Regions from separate parts of the Homo sapiens genome. Here region 1 is linked to region 2. A link is an interaction called in ENCODE POLR2A ChIA-PET data of the cell type or tissue named here. Cell type or tissue: A673. All regions are shown on one strand. Each heading gives the region's core, and the rest is flanking DNA. Links, peaks and the distances in the headings are about the cores only. Region 1 has its middle 34 kb from the start of SLC25A33. Region 2 holds the start of LOC124903837.

The links. Peaks named below come from ENCODE experiments on the same cell type or tissue, not always from the same donor. Only the 100,000 strongest peaks of a DNase experiment are listed, where the experiment ranks them.
Region 1: POLR2A ChIA-PET joins it to region 2 with 14 read pairs; 3 of 35 experiments call an interaction of 5 or more read pairs at or near these places.

The regions. Positions count from the first base shown.
Region 1 is chr1:9,500,129-9,511,634 of GRCh38, forward strand. No RefSeq gene overlaps it. Among named protein-coding and RNA genes, the nearest start is that of SLC25A33, 34 kb to the right of the region's middle. In A673, for the core only: no CTCF peak of the experiment used is centred there; no DNase peak of the experiment used is centred there.
Region 2 is chr1:9,609,635-9,621,140 of GRCh38, forward strand. It overlaps TMEM201 (transmembrane protein 201), which reads left to right. Exons shown (of 11, transcript NM_001130924.3): 8 at 206-277; 9 at 872-1,171; 10 at 2,119-2,256; 11 at 3,352-5,243. The coding sequence ends at 3,449. LOC124903837 reads left to right here and starts at 5,030. Exons shown (of 2, transcript XM_047436734.1): 1 at 5,030-5,838. The coding sequence starts at 5,030. RefSeq lists a silencer at 2,086-2,321 and enhancers at 5,791-6,335, 6,345-6,404. In A673, for the core only: a CTCF peak has its summit at 6,142; a DNase peak (open chromatin) is centred at 6,127.

The DNA.
Region 1 (11,506 bases), core at 2,218-10,217, 110 kb before region 2:
TTGAAGTAGTGCAGTCCTTCGACTGTGTTCTCCTTCATTGAGTTGGCTATTCCGGGTCTTTTGCTTCTCCAGAAACACTTTAGAATTGTTTTGTTGATATCCACAAAGTTAAATGCTGAGAATCTATATATAAAGTTGGGAAGAACTGACTGACTGGGCTCAGTTCACAATATTGAGTCTCCTATCCATGAACATGGATTATTTCTCTATTTATTTAGTTGTTCTTTGATTCCTTTCATCAGAGCTTTATCATTTTCCTCTGATCTTGTACATATTTTGTGAGATTTATACCTAGGCATTTCTTTTTTTGAGACAGATTCTCTCCCTGTCACCCAGGCTGCAGTGCCATGGCGTGAACTAGGCTCACCACAACTTCTGCCTCCTGGGTTCAAGTGATTCTTGTGCCTCAGCCTCCCAAGTAGCTGGGACTACAGACACACATACCACACCCAGCTAATTTTTGTATTTTTAGTAGAGATGGTGTTTCACCATGTTGGCCAGGCTGGTCTCAAACTCCTGACCTCAAGTGATCCACCTGCCTCAGTTTCCCAAACTCTGGGATTACAGGTGTGAACCACTGTGCCTGGCCTTAATTCTGAGGGATGCTAATGTAAATGGTAATATGTTTTTACTTTCAAATTCCACTTTATTGCTGGCATTAGGAAAGTAATTGACTTTTGTATATTAACCTTTATCCTGGAACCTTTCATCATTAGCCTTCTCCCGGGACTGGCATCTCACCCTTTAGATTAGAACCCCATGACAGCAGGCAGTGGCACTGGGACGTCTGGAGGCCTGGACAGGGCTGCCTTGTATAGGTGCGCAGGGTGTACACACTGCACACTGAAGAGACAGCCATTCACATCACCTACATACTGGACATTGTAGATTTGTATGTTTTTGGTGTCAATTTCCTAGCAGTCAAGGGTCTTGAGGAAGAGATACTGTTTTCTAATTCTCACAGAGGAGGCTCTGATCCCGCGATGGCCCTGGTCAAGGCTGGAGTGAACCGGCTGCCTCACGTGCTGGGCGATACTGAGGACACTAGGTTGTGAGTCAAGACAAGGGAAAGGGCTGGGAGGAAGAGCGTGGGTTCAGATGCAACTGCTGGCCTGCGGTTCTCTCTGTACTGTACTTTCTGCCTCTGATGTTGCCCACTGGGCCAGAAGCAACCAGCTACTGATTAACAGAGTCCTCCGGGCAGCTGTGTGTGGCTTTTTCCGATGAACCAAGTGCGAAAACTTTTTCAAAGTCGAATGTGGGTCAAGAGGCATCAGGCAGAGAGGTTAAGAATAAGGCTGGTAGAGTGTGACAAGCCATGGGTCTAGTCCCAGCTGTCCATGACCTTGGACAAGTTATCTGATTTCTCAGCGTCTTTGTCTGTAGGTAGAGTAGGTAGCAAGGGTACCTACCCTACAGCCTGTTGTAAGGAAGAGACACGATTTTGCATGTAAATCACTTAGCATGGTAAACCTTGATAGCAGAAACGATTAAAAAATAAAACAGCAAAGGGAGGGTGACACCAGCACCCCCAGGACTGACTCAGCATTTGGGCCCAGGGGCTCTGATACATTTAGACCCAGAGAAAATGTTTCAACTCCTTTATAAAATCAGGAGGAAATGTCCAGGCACAGTAGCTCACTCCTGTAATCCCAGCATTTTGGGAGGCTGAGATGGGCAGATCACTTGAGGTCAGGAGTTTGAGACCAGCCTGGCCAACACAGCAAAACCCCCTCTCTTTAGCCAGGCATGGTGGTGCATGCCTGTAATCCCAGCTACTTGGGAGGCTGAGGCAGGAGAATTGCTTGAATCCGGGAGGCAGAGGTTGCAGTGAGCCGAGATTGCGCCATTGCACTCTAGCTTGGGCAACAAGAGTGGAACTCCGTCTCAAAAAAATAAATAAATAAATAAAATTTAAAAACACAAAAATAAAATAAAATAATTAATAGTAAACAGGTGTGGGTCTCTACTAAAAATACAAAATTATCCGGGCATGGTGGCACACACCTGTAATCCCAGCTACTCGGGAGGCTGACGCAGGAGAATCACTTGAACCCGGGAGGTGGAGGTTGCAGTGAGCCGAGATGGCGCCACTGCACTCCAGCCTGGGTGACAGGGGGAGACACCCTCTCAAAAAAAATAAAAATAAATAAAAAATAAAATCAGGAGGAAAATATGAATATAATAATAAATATATATGAATAAATATATAAATATATAATAAATATATATGAATATAATCATAAATACATATCATAACGACTCCAGTTTGGATTTTATCTGTAAAATCGTATGTGGCTATAAAATATAATTTTAAAAAAATTTTAATGGAGAAGGTACTCACAAAAGAAAAAGTACCCAGGGCCTGTGAAAAGCACAGCACAGCCCTAAGTCCTATAAAATATGTTTTTGAAGCCTTTTCTCCAGGGACTTCAGTCTACTTTGCAAATAAAAATGAAACTCCCGCTGGGCACAGTGGCTCATGCCTGTAATACCAGCACTGTGGGAGACTGAGGCAGGAGGATCATTTGAGTTCAGGAGTTCAAGACCAGCCTTGGCAACATGGTGAAACCCCCATGTCTACCAACAAAAACAAAAATTAGCCAGGCATGGTGGCACATGCCTGTAGTCCCACCTACTTCGGGGCTGAGGCAAGTGGGTCGCTTTACCCTGGGAGATGGATATTGCAGTGAGCTATGATCGTGCCACTGCACTCCAGCCTGGGTGACAAAGTGAGACCCTGTCTCATAAAAAAAAAAAAAAAGAAGAAGAAAAGGAAAGAAAGAAGAAAAAGAAGAAAAAAGAGAGAAAGAAGAAAGAAAGAAAGAAAGAAGGGAGGGAGGGAGGGAGGGAGGGAAGGAAGGAAGGAAGGAAGGAAGGAAGGAAGGAAGGAAGGAAGGAAGGAAGGAGGGAGGGAAGGAAGAAAGAAAGAAAGAAAAGTTTCGATATGTCCATCTCTGAGAAAGGACACCATCGGGGCAAATTTTAGGGAGATGCTCTTGGGAGCACCGCCCCCTCCAACCCAGAGCTCCACTGTTTCCTTCCCACGGTCAAGGCATTTGTCCAGAGGAAAGGTGGAAGAAAAACCTCACCTTTGAGCTTTTGAGGTCTCGAATGTGTTTGGTGACCAAGTATTGATCCAGTGATTTGATTCTGGGATTCCGTCCATGCTCAGACGTAGATTCTTATTGGAAAAAAAGAAAAAGAAAGAAAAAACTTGGCACCGGTGACCCAAACAAGCCAGTCTGATCCAGGCACACTGGAGGCAGCCAGGGCTTATAAATAACCACGCTGGCCAGGCCCGGAGGAGCCTGGGCCGTACAGTCTGTCCCATGAGGGGCCGGCGGCTCCTGGGCCCTAGTTTCACCTCATGGCATCAGCCGGGCTGTTATTTCACTCCAAGAAGAGGAGGGAACACAGGGTGGTGGCTCAGGTGACTCCCGGGTGCCTGTTTTTCATTTGTTCTGGCCGGACAGGCGGATGAGCTCCCCAGCTGGCATTGGAAAGGTCACGGGGCTAAAGATCACTTGCCTTGAATGAGCATTCCTCAGAGCCCTGCACCCCAGGACCCACACCTATTTATTATTAATGTTTTTATTTTATGTATTTTTTTAATTTTATTATTTTTTATTTATTTTTTTGAGATGGAGTTCCACTCTTGTTGCCCAGGCTGGAGTGCAGTGGCACAATCTTAGCTCACCGCAACCTCCACCTCCCAGATTCAAGCAATTCTCCTGCCTCAGCCTCCCAAGTAGCTGGGATTACAGGCATGAACCACCACACCTGGCTAATTTTGCATTTTTAGTAGAGCCAGGGTTTCTCCATGTTGGTCAGGCTGGTCTCGAACTCCCGATCTCAGGTGATCCACCTGCCTCGGGCTTCCAAAGTGCTGGAATTACAGGTGTGAGCCACCGCACCCAGCCTATTTTTTTATTTTTAAGACAAAGTCTCACTCTGTCCCCCAGGCTGGAGTGCAGTGGTGCAATCTCCACTCACTGCAACCTATGTCTCCCATGTTTGAGCGATTCTTCTGCCTCAGCCTCCCTAGTAGCTGGGATTACAGGTGTGCACCACCACAACCAGCTAATTTTTTGTGTGTATTTTTAGAAGAGATGGGGTTTCACTATGTTGTCCAGGCTGGTCTCAAACTCCTGACCTAAAATTCACTCTTGAGATTTTTTCATTCACTCAAATGATCGACCCACCTCGGGCTCCCAAAGTGCCGGGATTACAGGCATGAGCCACTGCACCTGGCCAAATTTTTTATTATTTAAACAACCACTGCTGCTTTCTTCTGGGGTTCCAGGGTGAGGCATGAGGGGTGCAAGTGGACAGCCTGGGGGGAGAAGCACCACCGTCCTTAGAGGCTGTGGCTGTGGGCAGGGCCAGGCTGGGTCCTCCCCATCACAGGGGTCTCAGTGAGCCCACCACACCCCGGGCCCTGTTTGTCGCATGGTCCCTTCCGAAGCAGCCCTGTTTGTGCACTGCCAAGCCTTCAACATCCACCATCGCTCCTGTTTCCATGCCCCCATATCAAGCCATGGGCCAACATTTTCTTTCCATTCACACTCAATGCCACACCTGTACCAGGAGGGGCCGGGTCTCCAGGATGACTTCCAGTGCTGACCTCTCAATCGCCACCAAGCATCTCTCTCCCATCCAGGGTACTTACTGTAGGGATCTGCGGGGGCAGGAAGAGGAGCTGCAAGAGAAGTCCTTCCAGGCTGGGCCCGGGGCTCACGCCTATAATCCCAGCACTTTGGGAGACCAACGTGGGCAGATCGCCTGAGGTCAGGAGTGCGAGACCAGCTTGGCCAACAAGGTGAAACGCCATCTCTATTAAAAATACAAAAATTAGCCAGGTGTGGTGGCACATGCCTGCAATCCCAGCTACTCAGGAGGCTGAGGCAGAAGAATCTCTTGAACTGGGAGGTGGAGGTTGCAGTGAGCCGAGATGGCAGCACTGCATTCCAGCCTGGGCAACAGAGTGAGACTCCATCTCAATTAAAAAAAAAAAAAAAAAAAAAAAAAAAAAAGGTCTTTCCAGGCAGGGCCACGAGAGTCTTTCAGCATCATTTCCAGGCCTTGCCACTGAAGGCTTGAACGTAACCCTTTAATCCTCCCGCAGCCTCTCAGGCCCCCCTGGAGTGCGAGTCAGTGCACAGAATTGAAGATCTCAGGGACAGGGCCTGGCCGGTGGCTATACATGTTACATTCTCTGTGCTCCTGTATCAGGTGGCCAAGAGCAAGAGCCCAGGAGGGAGCCACAGCAGGCCCCACCTGCTCACACAGCAGGGCCCCACCAGCCACCTCTGCGGCCAGGACACTCACCCAGTCTGAGCCGCTCTCCTGCACTGGCAAAACCGGAATATAGCAGCACCTACCTTACAGATTATTCCAAGGATTAGACAGTGTAAATAGATAAAAGGCTTAACCTACATAGTCCCCAGCCTGTGGTAAACGCTGCTTTATTTGACAATACATTATTGATGAGGTGCTGAGACCCAGAAGAACTGTATTAATTTCCTGTGGCTACTGTAACAAATGGCCATAAACTGGGTGGCTTAACACAACAGAAATTGAGTCTCTCACAGTTTCAGAGGCCAGAAGTTCAAATCAAGGTGTTGGCAGGGCCACACTGTCTCCGAAGGCTCTGGGGCAGCACCCTTCCCTGCTTCTTCCAGCTTTGGGAGGCTCCAGGTGTGACTTCACCTGTGGCTGCGTCACCCAACCTCTGCCTCTGTCTTCCCAGGGCCGTCTCCTCTGCATCTGTGTCTCCCCTTCTGTTTTTTATAAGGACACCAGTCATTGGAATTAGGGTCCAACCAGGCATCCAGAATGATCTCAACTAGAGGTTCTTTTTCTTTTTGCTTTTTCCTTTGAGACAGGGTTTCACTCTGTCACCCAGGCTGGAGTGCAATAGTGTGATCTCGGCTCACTGCAACCTCCGCCTCCCGAGTTCAAGCAATTCTTCTGCATCAGCCTCCCATGTAGCTGAGATTACAGGCACACACCACCACGCCTGGCTAATTTTTTGTATTTTTAGTAGGGACGGGGTTTCGCCATGTTGGCCAGGCTAATCTCGAACTCCTGACCTCAGGTGATCCGCCCACCTCGGCCTCCCAGAGTTCTGTGATTACAGGCGTGAGCCACCCCGCCCGGCCTCATCTAGACGTTCTTAATCACATCTGCACAGACGCTTTTTTCAAATACGGTCACAATCGCAGGTTCTGGATGGACATATATTTGGGGCGCCACCGTTCAACCCACTATAGTGCCTAATGCCCAGGTGAGTTCCTAGTGAAAGAGAAGCTAAACCCATTTCCTTCCACACCCATGGGAGGCACACGGGGACAGCAAGGTCAAGAAGGGCAGCACGTGTCCACGGTGGCCACTGACACTGAGAGCTTGTCCGTGAGGCTGTAAGTCCTGCAGGTCTGCATGCTGGACCTTGAAGGAGAGCAAATTCTCTGTAATTGCTCTGAAAACCCACCTGGACTAACGGTGTCCCCCTGGAACGGGCTCCTCTGATGCATGTGACAGTCCCTCTCGATTCACTTCTGAAACTGGTTTCTGCCAGGTGCAGTGGCTCACACCTGTAATCCCAGCACTTTGGGAGGCCGCGGGTGGATCACCAGAGATCAGGAGGTCGAGACCTGCCTGGCTAACATGGTGAAACCCCATCTTTACTAAAAATACAAAAATTAGCATGATGGGGGGTGCCTGTAATCCCAGCTACTCAGGAGGCTGAGGCAGGAGAATCACTTGAACCCGGGAGGCAGAGGTTGTGGTGAGCCGAGATCACGCCATTGCACTCCAGCCTCGGCAACAGAGCGAAACTCCATCTCAAAAAAAAAAAAGAGAAAATAAACTGATTTCCTTGGGTGCTTTACTACTGTTTCCTAACTGCAGCTGCAATCGCATCTACATTCAATCTGGCATCAGAAACTGGCCTCCCTCCAAGGCAGGACAACAGCCCCACAGACCAGGTTAAAATTCTGTCGCTTGCAAAACTGTCCCAGGTTCCAATCTTGCTTTAGTATCTTAGAGGGGAAAGAGATGACAATTAAAGGCTGAAACAAGTGTGACTAGCTCTCCTTTGTGCATGGCCTCTTTTTTTTTTTTTTTTTTTTTTTTAAGATGGAGTCTTGCTGTGTCGCCCAGGCTGGATGCAGTGGTGAGATCTCGGCTCACTGCAGCCTCCATCTCCTGGATTCAAGCGATTCTCCTGACTCAGCCTCCCCAGTAGCTGGGACTACAGGCGTGTGCAACTGCACCCAACTAATTTTTGTATTTTTAGTAGAGATGGGGTTTCATCCTGTTGACCAGGCTGGTCTCAAACTCCTGATCTCAAGTGATCCACCTGTCCCAGCCTCCCAAAGTGCTGGGATTACAGGCGTGAGCCACCCCGTCCGGCCTGCCTGTTCCCTTTCATTCCTGCTCAGTTTCCATCACCCCACAGCCTGGTTCCATGTGGTATCCAGACTTTGAACATGCACCCTTGGAATAAGCCTCTTCAGCTGGTCCTGTGTTGGCCTGAAGCTGCTTGACCCAAGTTGGAGTTTTCACAAAAGTGACTCTATAACTCTGAATCACCCTGAGAATTCACACAGTGACACCTCCCGTTGATGTGTATTATGAATCTAAATAAATACTGTCTCAAAGCGATCAGTAAGGGTTTTGTTGTGATTAGGTTTTTGGTAACAGCTTTATTAAGCTATCATTCACATACCATACAACTCATACATTTAAAGTGTACAGCTGGGTTGGGTGCAGTGGCTCACACCTGTAATGCCAGCACTTTGGGAGGTCGAGAAAGGCAGATTGCGTGAGCTCAGGAGTTCGAAACCAGCCTGGGCAACCTGGTGAAACCCTGTCTCTACAAAAAATACAAAAATTGGCTGTGCATGGTGATGCACGCCTGCAGTCCCAGCTACTCAGGAGGCTGAAATGAGAGGATGACTTGAGCCCGGGAGGCAGAGGTTGCAGTGAGCTGAGATTGCACCACTACACTCCAGCCTAAGGGACAGAGCCAGGCCATGCCACAAAAGAAAAAAGTGGACAAATTGTATGATTTTTAGTAGACTCACAGAGTTGTGCAACTATCACCACAATCAATTTTGGAAGATTTTCATCACTCTAAAAGAAGCCATATCCCTTAGCTGTTACTCTCAATTCTCCCTTCCCCAGCTCCTGACAACCCTAAACTTTCTGTCTCTGTGAATTTGCCTTCTCTGCAAATCTCTTTTTTTGAGATGGAGTCTCACTCTGTCTCCCAGGCTGGAGTGCAGTGGCATGATCTCGGATCACTGCAACCTCTGCCTCTCGGGTTCAAGCAATTCTCTTGCCTCAGCCTCCCAAGTAGCTGGGATTACAGGCGCCCGCCACTATGCCCAGCTAATTTTTGTATTTTTAATAGAGACAAGGTTTTACCATGTTGGCCAGACTGGTCTCAAACTCCTGACCTGAAGTGATCTGCTCGCCTTGACCTCCCAAAGTGCTGGGATTATAGTTGTGAGCCACTGCGCCCGACTCTGCAAATCTCTTATAAATGGAATTACACACTACGTGATCTTTATCCTCTGGCTTCTTTCACTTGCTTTTTTTTTTTTTTTTTTTTTTTTTTGAGATGGAGTCTTGCTCTGTTGCCCAGGCTGGAGTGCAGTGGCGCAATCTCGGCTCACGGCAAGCTGCGCCTCCTGGGTTCACGCCATTCTCCTGCCTCAGCCTCCGGAGTAGCTGGGACTACAGGAACCCGCCACCACGCCCAGCTAATTTTTTTTGTATTTTTAGTAGAGACGGGATATCACTATGTTAGCCAGGATGGTCTTGATCTCCTGACCTCGTGATCCGCCTGCCTCAGCCTCCCAAAGTGCTGGAATTACAGGCATGAGCCACCGCGCCTGGCCTACCATGATGTTTTCAAGGTTCATTCATTTCATAGCATGTATCAGTACTTCATCCCTTTTTATATGTATATTCCATTGTGTGGTAATATACTATGTTTCATTTTTCCATTCATCAATAGATGGACATTAGCATTGTTATGTTGTTTGGTGTGATGGTTAATAATGAGTGTCAAATTGATTGGATTTGGATGCAAAAGTATTGTTCCTGGGTGCGTCTGTGAGGGTGTTGCCAAAGGAGATTAACATTTGAGTCAGTGGACTGGGAGAGGCAGACCCACCCTCAATCTGGGTGAGCACCATCTAATCAGCTGTCAGAGCAGCCAGAATAAAGCAGCCAGAAGAAGGTGGAAGGACTAGACTTGCTGAGTCTTCTGCCTTCATCTTTCTCCCGTGCTGGATGCTTCCTGCCCTCAAATATCAGACTTCAAGTTCTTCAGCTTTTGGGATCTTGGACTTACACCAGTGGTTTGCCAGGGGCTCCCAGGCCTTCGGTCACACATTGAAGGCTGCACTGTTGGTTTCCCTACTTTTGAGGTTTGGGGACTCAAACCGGCTTCCTCACTCCTCAGCTTGCAGACGGCCTATTGTGGGAGTTCACCTTGTGATCGTGTGAGTCAATACTCCTTAATAAACTCCCCCATATATATATATATATCTATCCTGTTAGTCCTGTCCCTCTAGAGAACCCTAATACATTTGGCTGTTATGAAAAATGCGGTGGGAGTATTTGTGTAAGCAAGTTTTTAAACTATTGCTTTTTGGCTGGGCACCATGGCTCACACCTGTAATCCCAGCACTCTGAGAGGCTCAGGCAGGTGGATTACCTGAGGTCAGGTTCGAGACCGGCCTGGCCAATATGGCGAAACCCCGTCTCTATGAAAAATACAAAAATTAGCTGGGCGTGATGGCACGCGCCTGTAATTCCAGCTACTCGGGAGGCTGAAGCATGAGAATCCCTTGAACCTGGGAGGCAGAGGTTGCAGTGAGCCAAGATCGAACCACTGCACTCCAGCCTGGATGACAGAGCAAGATACCATCTCAAAAAAAAAAAAAAAAAATTATTGCTTTTCTTTTGGATTCACCAGCCAGATAATGTACAAATGTCCTTAAGAGAACCACAGGCACCGTCTTCTCTACAACACAAGGAGAACTTGGGTTCTAAACTCCTGCAGGTGCTTCACGCAGGGGCAAACCCAGCTTAAGCTGCAGGGACTCCAGCAATGGGCCTCTCCTGGTCAAATGTTTTTGCCAAACTTGCAAAGGGGAAGTGGTTAAATATGAACCCTTTCCATTTTGACCTCCCACTGTGCGTTGCCCCTCCCGTCAGGGATCATTACAATGGATGCAGGTGTTTGGAATCTGATGAGAAGGTGGGCTAAGTTTGGTGGTGAATATCTATGCGGTTTGTCGTCAAGTCTGTGTATGTAAAATTCTTATAGAAAAGGCTTCTGTAGCCAGGTGAGGTAGTGCAGGCCTGTAGTCTTAGCTACTCAAGAAGCTGAGGCAGGAAGATTGCTTGAGGCCAGAGTTCAAGGCTACAGTGAGCTATGATCACACCACTGCACTCCAACCTGGGCAACAGAGCAAGACCCTGTCTTTGAAAAAAAAAAAAAATGTCTGGGCATGGTGGCTCATGCCTGTAATCTCAGCACTTTGGGAGGCCAAGGCGAGAGGATCGCTTGAGCCCAGGAGTTCAAGACCAGCCTGGGCAACATAATGAGACTGCATCTCTACAAAGACATTTCAAAAATTAGCCAGGCATGGTAGCATGAACCTCTAGTCCCAGCTACTCAAGAAGCTGAAGGGAAGACTCACTTAAGCCCAGAAGGTCGCCGTTGCAGTGAGCCGTGTTCGCACCACTGCACTCCAGCCTGGGTGACAGAGCAAGACTCTGTCTCACAAAAAAAAAAAAAAAAAAAAAAAAATAGAAGAAAAGACTTCTAGAAACACTTTCACCATCCACTACAGCTCACCCTGAACAATGACAGGTCAGTGCAGGGTCAGAAAATGTGCGGCCAAGTGTAGGGGAAAGGATGCTGGGAACGCCGGGCTGCTGATTGATTTTTTTAAAGATTGTTTTTTTTTTTTTGTTGGCCAACCTGGCCAACATGGCGAAACCCCATCTCTACTAAAAATACAAAAATTAGCCGGGCGTGGTGGTGCATGCCTGTAGTCCCAGCTACTCAGGAGGCTGAAGATTGCTCGAACCCAGGAGGCGGATGTTGCAGTGAGCAGGAGGTTTCAGTGAGCTAGGATTGTGCAACTGCACTCCAGCCTCGGCGACAAAGTGAGACTCTGTCTCAAAAACAAAAACAAAAACAAATTCGGCGCATCCACCGCTGGCCAGCCTTTTCCTCTCAGAAGTCCCCTCTCTCTCACTAGAGAGAGAGCTGTGTTCCTCTTTCTTTCTCTTTCTCTTGCTTGTTGAACCTCCACTCCTAAACGCCTCATGTGTGTCCGTGTCCTAAGTTTTTCTGGGGCAAGACGATGAACCCCAGGGTATTTACCCCAGACAACGTAGCCGCTTCAGAAGGGTGGGCCTGGGACCCAGCACAGGGGGCAGAAGAGAAGGAGCCACAGAGGAGGCCACGCCAGGC
Region 2 (11,506 bases), core at 1,727-9,726:
CAAGCCTCAGTTTCTTTATCTGCAAAAAGGGAACGTGCCCAGCAGCCCTCAGACAGCAGTCCGAGGAATCCGTGAGCACCTGTGTTTCCATGAAAGCACATTTGTAAAGAGCAAAGGCTGGATTGGGATTTCGGCAGAGCATTTGTGGGGGCCTCTGCACGTCATCCACAGGCCTGACGTGTCGCCCGCTTCTCTCTGTCTCCAGACTCCGGCTATCTGTTCAGCGGTAGCCGCCCACCATCTCAGGTGTCTCGATCTGGGGAGTTTCCTGTTTCAGGTGAGGAAGACAGAGAGCTAAGTGGGGGACGGGGCAACATGAAGCCCGGGCGTTCCAGAGCATGGTGGTTTGTGTGAGCTTTGGGGTCAGACAGACCCCAAGTGTGTGTTCACATCTCAGCCCTGGGCAAGTGACCTACACACCTGTGCCTCAGTTTCCTCTTGCGTGAAATGGGAATGACAGTCTCTAGGATCAGATGGTACCATGCTGCTCTGCCGTCCTCAGTGGCAGTCACGGCTGGAACTGGTGCACCAGGTGCCAGCTGGCAGCAAGGCCTCGGGTGAGCTGGCCTTGTACCTCCAGGGTTTGCTGCTATCTGGCCTTGCTCTCAGCTGATGGTACCCAGGGCTTTGGATGGAAATCAAGGGCAGAAGGCCATGGCTGAGGCTCCGGGATCTCTCCTCTCCCTCAGGTGCCTGGTAGAGGGCACCTCTCCTCCTTCAGCTTTGCAGCAGGACTTCCCCCTGTCCCCAGTCTCTGCACCTTTCCTGTCTTCCCGGGTTAATAGAAGAATGCCCCCAGAAATGAAATAGCGCATTGTAGCGTTGCAGTGACAGGAGCCCACGTTCACATCATCTTCCTCCCTCCCTCCAGATTACTTCTCTCTTCTGTCGGGGAGCTGCCCCTCCTCCCCACTCCCTTCCCCAGCGCCTTCCGTGGCCGGCTCGGTGGCCTCCAGCTCCGGCTCTCTGCGCCACCGCAGGCCCCTCATCAGCCCTGCCCGGCTCAACCTGAAGGGACAGAAGCTGCTGCTGTTCCCGTCACCCCCTGGAGAGGCCCCCACCACGCCCAGCAGCTCCGATGAGCACTCGCCTCACAACGGCAGCCTCTTCACCATGGAGCCGCCCCATGTTCCCCGGAAGCCGCCCCTGCAGGACGTGAAGCACGCCCTGGGTACGGCCTTCTGACCACCCCAAGGGGCCGTGGGAGGGCCTCTGCTGCCAAGAGGCCTGGCTGTGCGGCGGTGGGGGGGCTCATCCTTGCTCTGACTCCGGTGTGCGCCTTCCCACCCTGGAGCTCTAGGCACCCCATTCCGGCTCTGGTGACTTGAACCCTCTGGGACATTGACCTCTAATGGCTGATTTCAGTTTCTCCTTTTGCAGTTGACCTTCAGGGTCCTCTGTTTCTTGGAACTGATCGAAAACACATCACGCATTGCCAGGTGCGTGTGGCCACAGATAGTTTCACTCAAATGGTGCTGTACTGCAAAGCATTTAAAATGTTTATAGTTAGCCCCCAGCCTTTAAAACCTACAACTTTCAACTTTCACATGAATTTGTAGATTTCCTTTTTTTTTTTTTTTCGAGATGCAGTCTCACTCTGTCGCCCAGGCTGGAGTGCAGTGGCGTGATCTTGGCTCACTGCAACCTCCTCCTCCAGGGTTCAAGAGATTGTCCTGCTTCAGCCTCCCGAGTAGCTGGGACTACAGGTGCGCGCCACCATGCCTGGCTAATTTTTATATTTTTAGTAGAGACGGGATATCACCATGTTTCCCAGGCTGGTCTTGAACTCCTGATCTCAAGTGACCCACCCATCTTGGCTTCCCAAAGTGCTGGGATCACAGGCGTGGGCCACTGCGCCCGGCCTCGAATGTTTAGATTTCCCACGTCTCTTTCAATGTCAGAGATCTGGTCACCTTGGGCCTGAATACTGGCAGACAAGAGGTGGCAGGACAGTTGAGCAAGGACCTGGCCCCCCACTGTCCAGGGTGGATGAGTGGCTTGGGACAGCCTGGCTCACCACTTCTGACAACTGTCCTTAGAGTGGAAGTACAGCTGCCCCGCGTCTGTCCCTGGAGGGAGCCATGAGCGCCACTGAGAAACACACCCTTCTCTCTGCAGACCTGAGATCCAAGCTGGAAAGAGGCAGTGCCTGCAGCAACCGCTCCATCAAGAAAGAGGACGACTCTTCCCAGTCATCTACCTGTGTGGTGGACACCACCACCAGGGGCTGCTCGGAGGAGGCCGCCACCTGGAGAGGTCTGTACCCTGAGGTGCGGGAGGGGAGGGGGTGGGCACACATCCGAAGCCACCATCTCCCCCAGGGGGGTCCAGAGCACTGACAGAAAGAATCTTCCAGGACATTGCAGTCCCTGAGTGGCCGACAAGTAACCCACCCGGCGCCTCTGAATCCAGGGTCAGGGACTCAGTAGACGGCACTCCCCCTCTCGGGATTTGGGCCCCGATCTGCACTATTCCAGTAGCTTCTGGCCCCAGGCAGCTATTTAAATTAACTGAATTAAAATTAAATAAAGTTTGAAATGTAGTTCTTGAGCTGCACTAGCCACATTTCAAGTGCTCAGTAGGCACCTGTGGCCCGTGGCTGGCATTTAGGACACATACCGAAGGCTGCCATCCTGGCCGGAAGTGCCCAGAGAGCCTGGGTGCACCGGGACCACGTCACGCTGGGGCTGCAGCCTGCACCGGGTGCCGAGCTGCCTGGCTCAGATCCCAGGTTCTCTGCTCACTAACCCTGGGGCTCAGGGGCAAGAGACCAGATCTGTGGTACACATCATCACTCCCTGGGTGGGGAGGAGGGGGTGTGTGTTGAGGGAGATGGACAGATCAGCAAGCAGGGCTTTTCCTGGGCAGGTCATTTTGCACTGACTCTCAAAGCCAGTGCTGCCCCAGGCTGGAGGGTGGCCCAGCAGCTTGGAGGCCTTGGTGAGAACGCAGGCTGCGGCATGCAGCAGGTGGACCTGGGTTGGCTGCTTATTCCCTTGGAGGCCTGGATGGGGTGCTCCTGTTCCCAGCCCCCATGACCTCATCTGTAAAGTGGCCATTGTGGTCACTGCCTCATCACCCAGGCCCCAGCTCATGACAGCCCAGCCCATGGCCTTCCTGGCGGCTCAGGGTTAGGAAAAGCTGTGCCTTCAGGGAGGCAGGGAGTGGGGGTCTTTCCTGCTAGGGAAGCCTTTGGCCAAGAGAAGAATTGGGGGTGAGCCTCACCAGTCTCAGAGAGTACCCTGGGCAGAGCCTTGAGCTCCCCACAAACTGCATGCTCTAGGGGGCTGCTCAGCTGCACAGCGAACCCACCCACCCAAACAATGTTCTGACCAGGTCTCTGCTTTGCAGGTCGTTTCGGCCCTTCCCTGGTCCGGGGCCTCCTGGCCGTGAGCTTGGCCGCCAACGCCCTGTTCACCTCGGTGTTTCTGTACCAGAGCCTGCGCTGACCCACCGTTGGAGCCCCTCGGAGGGGAGCAACCCGGTGCCTGCTGCTTCACCACTGCCGGCCTCAGGACCCTCCCTGGAGGGGCTGCCACCTCTGCCCTCATCTCCAGGGCCTTGACCTCACTGGACTGTGACTGTCCTCAGGACACCTGCCCCTCCTCACCTAACGGACTGCAGGGCTGAGCATGTGTCTGAGGTCACACTCTCTGCCCACTCACCTCCTTGGCTGACATCGGTTGTGTTTGGTGCTGACACTCTGATCCCGAAGCCAGGGAGCCCCAAGGGGCTGCATGACCCTGGGGTGCCCCACACAGTTCAGCCCTGCCTGGCAGGGACGCCAGTACTACTGTAACTGCAGCAGGAGCTGCCCGGCCTGCCTTCTGGCCCCACGCCCACAGGCGTAGTCACATCTTTGTACTGTACTCCCCTGTCTCACCTGGGGCAACCTCAGAGCCCCACTAAGCTGAAGGCCCCCTGGGGGAGGGGGAAGCATGGTCCTTATCATCTGCCCTATCTTGCCCCTTCCTGTGGAGTGGGCAGAAGGGCTCCCGGGATCCTCAGAGCTCCCAGGTCTGAGCAGCCAAAGGCCCAGCTGGGCCTCCAGGACCAGCGCGAGCCCCTGCCCCACCCTCCCCTGCCCCATGTGCCCTGCTTTGTGACCTCTGTTGACCTTCCTGGAAGCAGCCCCATTACCCTGAGAATGCGGAGCGCCCTGGCCCACCTCGCCCTGTGTTTCCAGGCCTGCACGTCTGGTCCTTCAGCTGCACATGGAACTGCAGGGCAGGCTGGCGGGGGGCCTTCAGATCTCAGATGAGACTGCACCCCTTCGACCACCCTACTGGGCACCTGCCTCCAGCCCCTGAGAACTCCATCTTCCCCTAGTTCTGCCCAGGAGCCCCTGAGAACCCCATCTTCCCCTGGTTCTCTTGCCCACTCCCCTGCTGGGGCTCCTTCCTGGCACTGAGGAGGGGCGCTCCCAATGCTGTGAGGCAGCGGGGAGGGACCGTGCACCCGTGGCTATCAGAGCCCCTCCGCTGTCCCACCCTGGGCCTGGGACACGGGCCTGGGGCAGTGTGTGTCTGCTGGTCATGTGCTGGTGCCAGTTGGGGAGGAATCAGCTGTCTCGGTGGATTCTGAGACTCACTGTGGGGCGGGAAGAAGGGTCTTCACTCTGCCATTCAGGGATAAAGTTTAATTTTATTTTTCTACACATTTTGCCAGGTCAGGCATTTTGCTAGTAAGCAGGATGCCCCCAACTCTCCCTGCCATGGAGGATTCTTTTTTTTAAGCTTTGGGTGCTTTTTTAATACTTTTTTTTTTAATGTGGGGAAGGAGCTTGCTCTGACGTCACCCTCCTCTCCCCTGACTCCTGTCCTGAGAGCTGTGGATGCCGCCTCCTGCCCTGCCTACCCCTGAAACGTGGGGAATGGGGGCCCCAGGACAGCATCAGGACTTTTGAGTCCAGCTGCCAGCAATGGTTCCAACTCGGAGGCAGCGCCTCTTGGTCCCCATTTCTGTATAGCAGGCGTGTGTGTGTGTGTCGAGGTTTTTTATTTTTTGCTTAATCAAACTCCATTCCCAAATGCACTCCATCTCTGGCTCTGAGGGCGCTCCCTCCTCTCAGCCGGGCAGCCTGGCCTCTCCTGCCCAGACCTGCGGTCCCAGCATCCCCCAGAGCCAGGGAACAGGCCCAGCGGGAGGGGGTTTTATGTTTTGTTTCAAACAGAAAACACAACCTTATTTTTCTTTACAAAAGCAAAAAAGGAAACCAAAAAAGATACAGCCTTTGAATGATGCCTGCTGGCTGTCTGTATTCGTTTGCTTGGGCAGCTCGGGCCTTCCAGGTAGGGCAGGGTCCCTGCTAAGGGGGCTCTCATCCACTTTCTCTTTCCTCTTCAACGGGGGGTTCTGGAGTGGGGGGCTCGGGTTGGGGTGGCCACAGTGTGACCAGACAGTGTCCCTGGAGGGGCTTAGGGATTTGGACAGGAGACTCGCTGCCTGGCTGAGCCTGGGCCGGAAGGACACCCCAGAGTTTGCTGCGCAGAGAAGGGTGTCCAGGCAGGAAATGCTCAGCTCAGCTCTTCAGAAAAGCCTGAGCCCACCAGCCATCCCTGACCGTCCTTGCCCCTGGCTGCAGGGACCACGGTCAGGTTGTGAAAAAGACCTCGTCTTCCTCAGAGAGGGCTTAGAGCTGCTGCACGGCTCCATGCTGAGGCGGCGGGGATGGGGAATGGCCAGGGTGTCACAGCACAAGCTCTGGGGTCACCTTTCTGGTGACTGGGATCTGCATTTCTGTTGGCTTCAGTTTGACACGGGAGTAACAGGACGGCCATCCGGGGCTGATATGGGGACCCTTAAGCCACAGCACAACGCAGAGGGAGCTCTACCAAGGTGGGCTGTCATTCTGGCCCAGTGCCCAGCGGGCAGGAGGACCACAGCCAGTGAGCAGGGGGACCGGCTCCCAGGGGCCGGCAGGACCAACCTGAACCAGACCCTGAGGGCAGATGAGGGTGCAGGGCTGGGACGGCTTCCCATCAGGAGCTTCCTGCAGCGGGAGCCACAAACGCCTCTGAGCTCACTGACCTCGGGTCCTCAAGATGTTGGGAACATCATGTTTAAACCTGAGGCTCAGGCTTCCAGCAGCCCATTCAGCTCCTACCCCGGCCTGGCGAGGAGAGGCCAAGTGAGGGCAGCAGAGAGCCAAGCGCCCTCAGCTGTGAGGTTCTCCCCAACTTGGGAGCAACAGTAGTAACGCCATCTATGGTTTTCTTATCAAAAGGTAACACATTTATGTAGAAAACCTAGAAATAGAAGTGAGCAAAAAAGAAAATGCCTCATAATCCTGGCATTAAGATATTGGCATCTCTTCTTTGTGGTGGTTTTGTTTGAGACAGGGTCTCGCTGTCCCCCAGGCTGGAGTGCAGTGATGCAATCATAGCTCACTGCAGCCTCAACCTCAGGGGCTCAAACATTCCTCCTGCCTCAGCCCTCCCAGTAGCTGGGAATACAGGTGCACACCACCACACGCAGCTAATTTTTGTTGTATTTTTTGTAGAGAAGAGGTTTCACCATGTTGCCCAGGCTGGTTTCGAACTCCTGAGCTCAAGCAATCCACCCACCTCAGCCTCCCAAAGTCCTGGGATTATAGGTATGAGCCACTGTGCCTGGCCAGAATCTTCAGTAGAATAATTCACCTCTGAAGGATTATCCCAAGGGCCCACTGCAGTAGCTCATGCCTGTAATCCCAGCACTTTGAGAGGCCAAGGCAGGAGGATTTCTTGAGCCCAGGAGTTCAACAGCAGCCTGGGTAATACAGTGTAAACTCGTCTCTGCAAAAACAAGAAAATTAGCTGGGGCCGGGCACAGTGGCTCACACCTGTAATCCCAGCACTTTGGGAGGCCGAGGCGGGTGGATCATGAGGTCAGGAGATCGAGACCATCCTGGCTAACAGGGTGAAACCGCGTCTCTACTAAAAATACAAAAAATTAGCTGGGCGTGGTGGCGGGCGCCTGTAGTCCCAGCTACTCGGGAGGCTGAGGCAGGAGAATGGCGTGAACCTGGGAGGCGGAGCTTGCAGTGAGCCGAGATGGCGCCACTGCACTCCAGCCTGGGCGACAGAGCGAGACTCCGTCTCAAAAAAAAAAAAAAAAAGCTGGGTGTGGTGGCACATGCCTGTCCTCCCAGCTACTCGGGAAGCTGAGGTGGGAGGATTGCTTGAGTCCCTGGGAGGTCATGGCTGCAGTGAGCTGTGATTGCACCACTGCCCAGCCTGAGTGACAAGAGCAAGACCCTCTCTCTAAAAAATAAGATGCTAAAGCTTTTTGTGTGTTGCATTACAGAAAGGTACAGAAAAATTAGTTTCGTACTTGAGCTGAGTTTTGCTGTAGAAACCTGCCCCTGGTTCCCAGGCATCTTCCACCATGCAGTTGAAAGCTCATCAGAAGATCAGGAAGGAATTTGGAGAGGTGAAGAGAGGCAGGCAGGGTGCCCGGCACCACCCCTCTCTAGCAGAGAAGCTCAGTTTTCTTAGGCAGGGTTTCAACTGAGAAGAATTTACAGGTTACAGTAAAGAAATCATCTTGGGCCGGGTGCGGTGGCTCACGCCTGTAATCCCAGCACTTTGGGAGGCCGAGGTGGGTGGATCACCAGAGGTCGGGAATTTGAGACCAGCCTGACCAACATGGAGAAACCCCATCTCTACTAAAAAAAATAATAATAATAATACAAAATTAGCCAGGCGTGCTGGAGCATGCCTGTAGTCCCAGCTACTTGGGAGGCTGAGGCAGGAGAATCTCTTGAACCCGGGAGGCGGAGGTTGCAGTGAGCCAAGATCGCACCATTGCACTCCAGCCTGGGCTACAAGAGCGAAACTCCGCCTCTAAATAAATAAATAAATAAATAAATAAATAAGCCTTATTGGTTTTGGTAGATTTTAGCCAGCTTCTTTACTGCAAACTGTTTTATCAGTAAGGTCTTTATGACCTGTGTCTTGTGCTAACCCACTTTTTTCTGTTTTATATCAGAAAAGTCTACCGATTTTTCTTTTTTTAAGTTCAAAAACTACTATAGCATACCACCCACCATACCAACCTACTAGCCGTGTGACGCTGGACCCCTCTGTGCAACAGGAAAGGGCCTAGGTGACCCCCTGTTTCTTCTGAGGGACGATCAGAGGCAGGAACTCTCCCCCCACCCCCACCATAGGTGTCTTCTGTGGGGTCCAGAGTGGCTCTACCACTGCAAAATGCTTTCTGTGATTTCAACTGAGGATATCTTGCTACAAAGGCAGAGGGAAGTGGGGAAAGCTGTTTTCAGTCCTTAAAGGGCTGAAGTGCAGCCCCCTGAGCTTGGTGCCAACTTGGGGTTCTCCACACACCCTTTCACCAGCCAAGTGTGCGTGTCCAGCCCTGTTCACCGGGTGGGACTGAGCTGGACCACAGTGAAGGAGGGGAGGACTCCGGGATTTCCACAGCAGGTTCTTTCCTTAGTTCATCCATCCTCAGCCACTGTGCAGCCATCAATACGGTGCCCCTAGGGTGGGCCAGACTGTGCTGGGTCCACGAGATACAATGAATGATGAGCAACACTGAGCTGTCCCTGTCCCAAAGAGCTTACCTCGAGTAGGGGGTCAGACTTGGGCAGGCACACAGATACTTATGTAATTATCCACTTAAAAGTGCAGCAGAGGCCCAGGGAAATGCCAGCAGGGGCATCGCATAGGTTGTGAATTTAGTTTTTGAGTTTTTTTGTTTTTTTTTTTTCCTGGAGATAGGGTCTCGCTCTGTCACCCAGGCTGGAGTGCAGTGACACGAACTTGACTCACTGCAGCCTCCATCCCCTGGGTCCAAGGGATTCTCAGGCCTCAGCCTTCCGAGTAGCTGGGACTACAGGCGCACGCACCACGCCCGGCTAAATTAAAAAAACTGGGGGCTGGGCACAGTGGCTCATGCCTGTAATCCTAGCACTTTGGGAGGCTGAGGCGGGCAGATCACCTGAGGTCAGGAGTTCGAGACCAGCCTGGCCAACATGGTGAAACCCTGTCTCTACTAGAAATACAAAAATTAGCCAGGCAAGATGGTGCACACCTGTAATTGCAGCTACTCGGGAGGCTGAGTCAGAATTGCTTGAACCCAGGAGGCAGAGGTCGCAGTCAGCTGAGATCGCACCACTTCACTCCAGCCTGGGCAACAGAGCAAGATTCCATCTCAAAAAAAAAAAAAAAGAAAAATTTTGTATTTTTGTAGTACAGACGGTGTTTCACCATGTAGCCCAGGCTGTCAACTGAGTTTTGAGCATTTGCACTGGACGCTTCAGAGACGCCCACTGGAGTCCTCTGCCCTGTGTTCCCTGCCTGGAGCTTGCACAACCACGCAGCACGCACCTCTCATCCTTCAGTTCTCATCCTAAACGGCCACCCACCGCCTGCGAGAGGCCTTTTCCCACTGTGCTCTCAATATCCGCAAATCACTTCCACTAAATCTGCGCTGTGATTGCCTCATGACCGCTGGACTGCATGCCTCCCCCATTAGAATGTCATTTCCACTAGAACAGGGCCCTTGGGTCGTAGTTGGGGCTCATTAAACATTGAATGAATGGTTGAATGAAATGTCCCTTAGCTACATGTAGGCATCTCCCAGTCTCAGCTCTGAGGGGAGGTGGCAGGAGGCACACACATCTGGAGCTCCTGAAGCCAGGGTGAGAACAGTGAGCTGCAGCTGAGGCTCAGAGCTCCTGGCTTCGGGGCACCCGTTCTGGAGCTGGAGGGAAGGGAAGTGTGTTGGAGGTGAGCCGGTGGCTCAGCTGGGCCAGAGCTGAGAACAGATCACGAGGGAGGCTTGGGAAGGGCTGTCCTGCACGCTCCATCTCCAGAGAGTTCCAAAATTCACTTGGGGCTGGGTATGGTGGCTCACGCCTGTAATCCCAGGCATGGGAGGCTGAGGCAGGAAGATCTCTGGAAACCAGGAATTTGAGACCAGGCTGGGCAACATAGTGAGACCCCATCTCTACAAAAAACTTTTAAAAAATTAGCCAGGCAGGCCGGGCACAGCGGCTCACGCCTGTAATCCCAACACTTTGGGAGGCTGAGGCAGGCAGATCACCTGAGGTCGGGAGTTCGAGACCATTCTGGTCAACATGTTGAAACCCCATCTCTACTAAAAATACAAAAATTAGGTGGATGTGGTGGTGCGTGCCTGTAGTCCCAGCAACTCAGGAGGCTGAGGCAGGAGAATTGCTTGAACCTGGGAGGCGGAGGCTGCAGTGAGCCGAGATCGCCCCACTGCACTCCAGCCTAGTGACAAAGCGAGACTCTGTCTCAAAAAAAAAAAAAAAAAAGAGTGACCTCTGGTCGTCCTCACTGCTGCACTCCCACCAGCGCCATGACAGTTTACAGATGCCATGGCAATGTCAGGAAATTACCCTCTATGGTCTAAAAAGGGGAGGCAGGAATAATCCACCCCTTGTTTAGCATATCATCAAGAAATAGCCATAAAAATAAACAGAGCAGCCCATGGGCTGCTGTGTCTATGGACTAGCCATTCTTTCACCACTTTACTTAATAAATTTGCTTTTGCTTTGCACTGTGGACTTGCCCTGAATTCTTTCTTGTGTGAGATCCAAGAACCCACTCTTGGGGTCTGGATCAGGACTTCTTTCCGGTAACACAAGAGTGCAGGGACCGTGACCCCCTCTACCTGGAACATCAAACAGGAGTGCAGATGTAGTGGTGCCAAATGAATTTTTTTTTTTTTTTTTTGAGACGGAGTCTTGCACTGGTTGCCTGGGCTGGAGTGCAGTGGCACGATCTGGGCTCACTGCAATGTCCGCCTCCCGGGTTCAATCGATTCTTCTGCCTCAGCCTCCTGAGTAGCTGGGATTACAGGCACCTGCCACCACAACCGGCGATTTTTTGTATTTTTAGTGGAGATGGGGTTTCACTATGTTAGTCAGGCTGGTCTCGAACTCCTGACCTCGTGATCTGCCTGCCTCGGCCTCCCAAAATGCTGGGATTACAGGCGTGAGCCACCACACCTGGCATGAATTTTCCTTCACTGAAATTTTTTTTAGAGACAGTCTTGCTCTGTCTCCCAGGCTGGAGTGCAGTGGCGCTATCTCGGCTCACTGCAACCTCCGCCTCCCGGGTTCAAGCAATTCTCCTGCCTCAGCCTCCCCAGTAGCTGGGATTACAGGCATGCGCCACCATGCCCGGCTAATTTTTGTATTTTTAGTAGAGAGGGGGTTTCACCATGTTGGCCAGGCTGGTCTCAAACTCCTCACCTCAGGCAATACACCCGCCTTGGCCTCCCAAAGTGCTGGGATTACAGGCATGAGCCACCACCGTGCCCGGTCAGATCTCTTTCACTGTCAATTTTCTCACTATTATGATTTTTGCAAAGGCAGCTTCGTTCAGCCTGGGAACCTTCCAGCATCCTGCCTCAGCTCACTAGAGGGTCAGAGCTTATGTCACCCCAGACCTCTTGTCACCTCTGGCCATTCTTGTCACCATCTTGGTTTTGGTGGGTTTTAGCCAGCTTCTTTATTGCAACCTGTTTTCTCAGC